Linked DNA regions of Homo sapiens: region 1 is linked to region 2. A link is a loop called in an ENCODE intact Hi-C map of the cell type or tissue named here. Cell type or tissue: GM12878. All regions are shown on one strand. Links, peaks and the distances in the headings refer to the core of each region. The heading gives the core; the rest is flanking DNA.

What was found. Hi-C counts contacts between places; a loop is a spot of excess contacts. Peaks named below come from ENCODE experiments on the same cell type or tissue, not always from the same donor. Only the 100,000 strongest peaks of a DNase experiment are listed, where the experiment ranks them.
Region 1: a loop joins it to region 2, with 13 times the contacts of the local background. A loop is called at or near these places in 107 of 110 quality-filtered maps.

The regions. Positions count from the first base shown.
Region 1 is chr11:117,945,924-117,948,840 of GRCh38, reverse strand. No RefSeq gene overlaps it. Among named protein-coding and RNA genes, the nearest start is that of TMPRSS13, 18 kb to the right of the region's middle. In GM12878, for the core only: a CTCF peak has its summit at 1,752 (motif pointing right); a DNase peak (open chromatin) is centred at 1,850; H3K27ac peaks cover 66 bases.
Region 2 is chr11:117,843,102-117,846,018 of GRCh38, reverse strand. The region is part of intron 1 of FXYD6-FXYD2 (FXYD6-FXYD2 readthrough); the gene reads left to right. All of the region lies in intron 1 of FXYD6 (FXYD domain containing ion transport regulator 6), which reads left to right. Among named protein-coding and RNA genes, the nearest start is that of FXYD6-AS1, 11 kb to the right of the region's middle. In GM12878, for the core only: a CTCF peak has its summit at 1,854 (motif pointing left); no DNase peak of the experiment used is centred there.

The sequences.
Region 1 (2,917 bases), core at 274-2,773, 100 kb before region 2:
TACAGGCATGCACCACCACGCCCAGCTAATATTTTTGTGTTTTTGGTAGAGAAGGGGTTTTGCCATGTTGGCCAGGCTGCTCTCGAACTCCTGACCTCAGGTGATCCGCCCACCTCAGCCTCCCAAACTGCTGGGATTACAGGCGTGAGCCACTGCGCCCGGCCCTAACATCCTTCTTCTATTCCAGCATCTGATCCAGGGTGTCATAATTAGTTGCCATGTCTCCATAGGCTCCTCTTGGCTGTGACAGTCTCTGGGTAGAGGTGAGCCACCGCGTCCGGCCAAAAATATTTTTAATTAATTAATTAATTTTTTTTGGCGGGGCGGGGGGTGTCTCTCTCTGTTGCCTAGGCTGGAGTGCAGTGGTGTGATCTCCGCTCACTGCAGCCTCAATCTCCTGGGCTCAAGTGATCCTCCCCCCTCAGCCTTCCAAGTACCTGAGACTACAGGCATACTCCACCACGCCTGGCTAGTTTTTGTATTTTTTGTAAAGACAGGGTTTTACCATCCTGAGCTCAAGGGATCCACCCGCCTCGACCTCCCAAAGTGCTGGGATTACAGGAAGCCACCACACCCAGCCCCACCAGCCACTTCCTATCATTTCATATCATTTTCTTTTCTTTCTTTCTTTCTTTCTTTTTTTTTTTTTTTTGAGGTGGAGTTTTGTTCTTGTTGCCTAGGCTGGAGTGATGCCACAATCTCGGCTCACTGCAACCTCCACCTCCCGGGTTCAAGCAATTCTCCTGCCTCAACCTCCCGAGTAGCTAGGATTACAGGCATGTGCTACCACACCTGGCTAATTTTTGTATTTTTTGTAGAGACAGGGTTTCTCCATGTTGGTCGGGCTGGTCTCGAACTCCTGGCCTCAGGTGATCCGCCTGCCCCGGCCTCCCAAAGTGCTGGTGTTACAGGCTTGAGCCACCGCACCCGGCCGTCATTTTATTTTCTTTATGACACTTAATACTACAGAAATCATCAGTTTACTTACTTGTTCAGTTGTCTGTTGCCTGTCTCCCATTCCTTACTAGAATGTAAGCTTCTTGAGAGCAGGGCTCTTGTCTATGTGCACAGCACAGCACTCTTGTATCCAGAACCCCAGCTGCCTTGGAGCCAGTCTTCCTACTATAAGGTTAGGTCTGCAAATGGCGTCATGTTGACCTGATCCCTGTACCTTCATATATCCTGCACAGGATTGAACAGGGATGTCTAACGCTCAGCTTTAAATGATTTGCCAACATTGCCACCCCCTACCTGCCCCTTCACCCCCCGACCACTTGATCCCTGCCTTCTGACTCTAGATGTTCAGTAAAGTGTGCTCTTCACTCTGGCGTGTGGAGGCTGGGGTGTTGTCTAATGGGGTACATGGTGTACAGAAGGAGCGGCATGAATAGGATGCAGATATAGAGGTAAAACTGGGAAACTTTAAGACCCCTCCGGAATCCTTAAGGTTTGGAGAGTGCCCCTAGCTCTGCCCATACATGGGCTGGATCGCTCTGAGAGCAGGATGCCCTAAGGACATCTAAGAAGCTGACATATGGTGACATCTTTCCTCAAGAGGATGCTCAGGGCCAAAGCCACACAGTGGGAATATAGTCATGGGGGACGAGGACTTGCAGGAGGGTTGACTTAGCTGTCATGGGGCCCTGGTTTGCGGTTGTTCTAGCCTGGGGGATTCAGGCTGGCCAGCATGGTGGAGTGGGTGGAGTGAGTGGAGTGAGCAGGAGAGCCTTTCCTAGGTCTGCCACTAGGTGGCGCCCTAAGCCAAGTCCTGGAAGGCTAAGCAAGCCAAAGGGAGCTTGTTCTCCAAGCCACTTCCCAGGAAATGACTCAGGGGGGATGACTTCATCAGTGGGATGTTCTTCACTGGGATCAGTGGGGTGAGACCCAGGAGCACTGCATCACCCCATTAAAGCTGAGCTGTTCTCAGGGTGATGAGTGCCATTGGGGGTGGTCTTTTGACTCATTCATTCTTTCTCTCATTCTACATTCATCAGCATTCTAATGAGGTACTGCAAGGTACAAGGCATTGCACCTGTTCTAGAGCGACAAGGCAAGCATTTCCTCAAAGAGACTCCTGTCCTGCTCCCTCTTGAGTTTGGGCAGTGTAGTGGGAGGATGGGAGTGAGGTCCAAAAACTGGTGTCTGAGCATGGAAAATGGGGGTGTGGATGATGCAATGGGGAACACCCTGGCTCAGCCCAAACCCACAGCTCTATCTCAAACTCACTCCCAGAGTGCTGGGATTACAGGTGTGAGCCACTGCACTCGGCATAAGCTTTTTTAAGCGCATATCTTATCTCCCCCACTAGCTGAATGGTAAAACAGGCCAGGTCATATCACATTCACCACTATCTCACCAGCTCCCACCCAGCCGTGCTTCCCCAGGATTTAGCACAGTACCTTGGACATTAGGATGTTCAGTGAAGATCTGATCATGATGATGATGATGATGATGATGATGATGATGATGATGATGAATCCGTGGGCCATCTGCAAGGAGGTAGTAGGAATGTGACAGAGGCCCTGCCTGGCAAGGGCTGAATATCACAGATATTACTAAAGATGTCAAAGGTCACTGAGGCAGGGAGGTGCATGACACTGAACATGAGAGTAGCCAGCAGCTTTTTGGAAGCAGCCATGTCTCAGGCAGCTGGCACAGAGAGGCCTCCCAGCAAAGCCATCACCACCCTCATTTTTATTCTTGTGCCTCTATATTGCAGATGAACATGGATTACATTTATTGTAACACTATGGGTCCCACTAGACAAAGACTTCACACTCATCTCCTACTGGTTTGAAATCTCCTGGTGATAGAAGGATACAAGACAATATTATTCCCTGAGCACAAGAATAGGTAATGATCTTCATTGCTTATTCCCTCATGTATTCATTCATTTACTGAGTGTCTACTACACGTC
Region 2 (2,917 bases), core at 300-2,799:
TTAAATCATTGTGTGAAGTGGACAGTTTGCATACTATACAACCCAATGAATGACTTCAGTCCTAGGCTCATGTCTAGAACATAACTGTTCAAACTGCCGAGTGTGACCCATTAAGGAGCCTGGAAATGTTTTTTGTAAAGAAACAGAATAAAATAGAAAAGAAACTATCTCATTCATAGTAAGTATTATTTTGTGATAATTGCTTCTGGTTACATGAATCTGTGTTATGCTGGGTTGCAATGTAAAATGTATTTCTTATGGGAGTGGTGATCAAAGAATCAAAAAACTGTTTCCTCAAAATTCTTGCATGTGTGCCCTGAGCAGTATGCACAAAAATGTCCACAACTCTATTTGTAATAGCATAAAATTGAGGGGGAAAAAGAAACAGACATCCATTGGCAGGAGACTAGAGCACTACATGATCATTTACCTGCACAATGGAATATTACACCACACTGAAAATGAATGCACTATAGCTAAATGTAGTAAGTCAGTGAACCACAGAAGCATAATGTCGGACAGAAAAAGCAAGTTTCAAAAGACTATAAACATGATATCATAATTATAAAGTTCAAAAAAGCTACACTAAGCAACATAATATTTAGATATATGTACGTGTTAAATATATTTTTAAGACAAAGAGCAAGGTGAATATCCATACAGTGGAATATTATTCAGCCATAAAGAGAAATAAAATATGCATACATGCTACAAGGTAGATGAACCCTGAAAACATTATGCTAACTTGAAAGCCAGACACAGAAGTCCATGTATTTTATTATTTCATTTATGTGAAATGTCCAGAGTGGGCAAACCCATTGAGACAAAAAGTAGATGAATGGTTTCAGGGTTGAAGGGAAGGGGAGTCGGGGGTGACTGCCGATGGATACAAGTTTCTTCTTGGGAGGATGAAATGTCTTGGAACCCGAGATTGGTGACGAATGCATAAGTTTGTAAATGTTCTAAAAATCACTGAATTGTACAGTTTAAGATGGCAAACTTCCTGATGTGTGAATTGTATATTTTAAATTGTGGAAAGAACACTTACTATGAGATCTACCCTCTTAACATATCTTGAAGTGTGCAATTCAATATTGTTAATTATGCTGTACAGTGTTATACAGCAGATCTCTAGCACTTACTCATTTTGCATAACTGAAATTTTATATCTGTTGATTGGCAGCTTTTTAGAAGAAGAGCAAGGGAATGATTAAAAATATGTATTTTCAGCCAGGCGCGGTGGCTCACGCCTGTAATTCCAGCGCTCTGGGAGGCCGAGGTGGGTGGATCACCTGAGGTCAGAAGTTTGAGCCTGACCAACATGGTGAAACCCTGTCTCTACTAAAAATACAAAAAATTAGCTGGGTGTGGTGGTGCATGCCTGTAATCCAAACTCCTTGGGAGGCAGAAGCAGGAGAATCGTTTGAACCCGGGAGGTGGAAGTTGCAGTGAGCCGAGATCGCACCATTGCATTCTAGCCTGGGCGACACAGGGAGACTCAGTCTCAAAATAAATAAATAAATAAATAAAAATAAAAATATATATTTTTGGGATACTGGCCACCTCTGGGAGAGAGGCAGGGGGATGGGGTGGAGGGAAATAGAGGTCACTGCAGCAGTCTTTGTAAAGCTCCATTTCCTAAGCTGCTGGTTTATGGGTGTTTCTATTATTACTATGCCTCATTATATGTGTATGTTACATATATTTTTATACATATAAGATACAGTGTAGCATTCAAAGGAAATACAAGTGTGAAATGAGACAGCATTGAAAGCAAATTACCACCTTTTGATAAAGGCTTTTTGAATCAAGGTTTGGGCCTTGACGTGGCTGTGGATGCAGTCGTTCTGACCCCTGGTGGCCGAGAGGTGAAGTGCAGTGGCGGCTGCTTGCTCAAGGCCGGAGGAAGGTAGTGACCGTGCTGGGGGCAATCAGGGTCTTGGACTGGACGGATGTCCAGGGGTTCAGGCCACTGCCAGTTTCACCCCACATGGAAAACAGCACCCAGCCTTGGGCTTTCCTGGTTCAGGAAAAGCCTCTCTGTCTCCTCTCTGGCTCTTAACCATGCTCCTTTAAGCCCAGGAGTGAGATGTGTGTCCTGCCATTGAAATCTATCCCTGGGTGCCACCTCTTGGCCCTGCCTCCTGCTTCCACCAGGATAGCCCACCTGGGGCCATCCACCCAGAGACCAGGACTGATGAGCTCCTGAGCAGAGACCTCCGCATCCTCTGGGGAAGCAGAGGCTGGGGTGCTGAGGCTCGTGGAACCAGCCTTCAAACTCCTTTTGTAGAATCAAACCACCTTTCTGGAGGATTCTGAACCAAAGCCTGTGGGAAGAGCTGACTTGGGGACTTTTGAGGTGGGACGTAAAGGGTACCTGAAGGAGGGCTGTCAGCGCTTCAGGGCCCAGGAAACCACAAGTCTCCTCTCCACCCAGCTGGCTAGACTAGAGGGACACTGGTTTACTGGCCCCATTTAGTCTGATATTAAGAGACATTTCTGATGGGGTATTGGCTGTCAGAATGAACTAGGGATGGCCACAGAAGGGTGGCCTGGAGAGAAGGACACAGTTGAGATCTTCAAAGTCACGTCCCAGAGGCAACGTGGTGGAGGAGTTACCATGCTGGGTTAGGATCTAGGCCCTGCTACTCACTCTGGTGCATGTCAGCCTCATTAAGCTTCAGGTTCTCGGCCTGCGTTAGTTGTAGTGCTTGCTAATTGTACTAACTCAATTGTGCCAATTGAATTAATACATGCAGAGCATTCTCTAAGAGTCCAAGAAATGTCAACTGGTGGTGGCTCACGCCTATAATCCCAGCCCTTTGGGAGGCTGAGGCAGATGGACCACTTGAGGTCAAGAGTTCGAGACCAGCCTGGCCAACATGATGAAACCCTGTCTCTACTAAAAATACAAAAA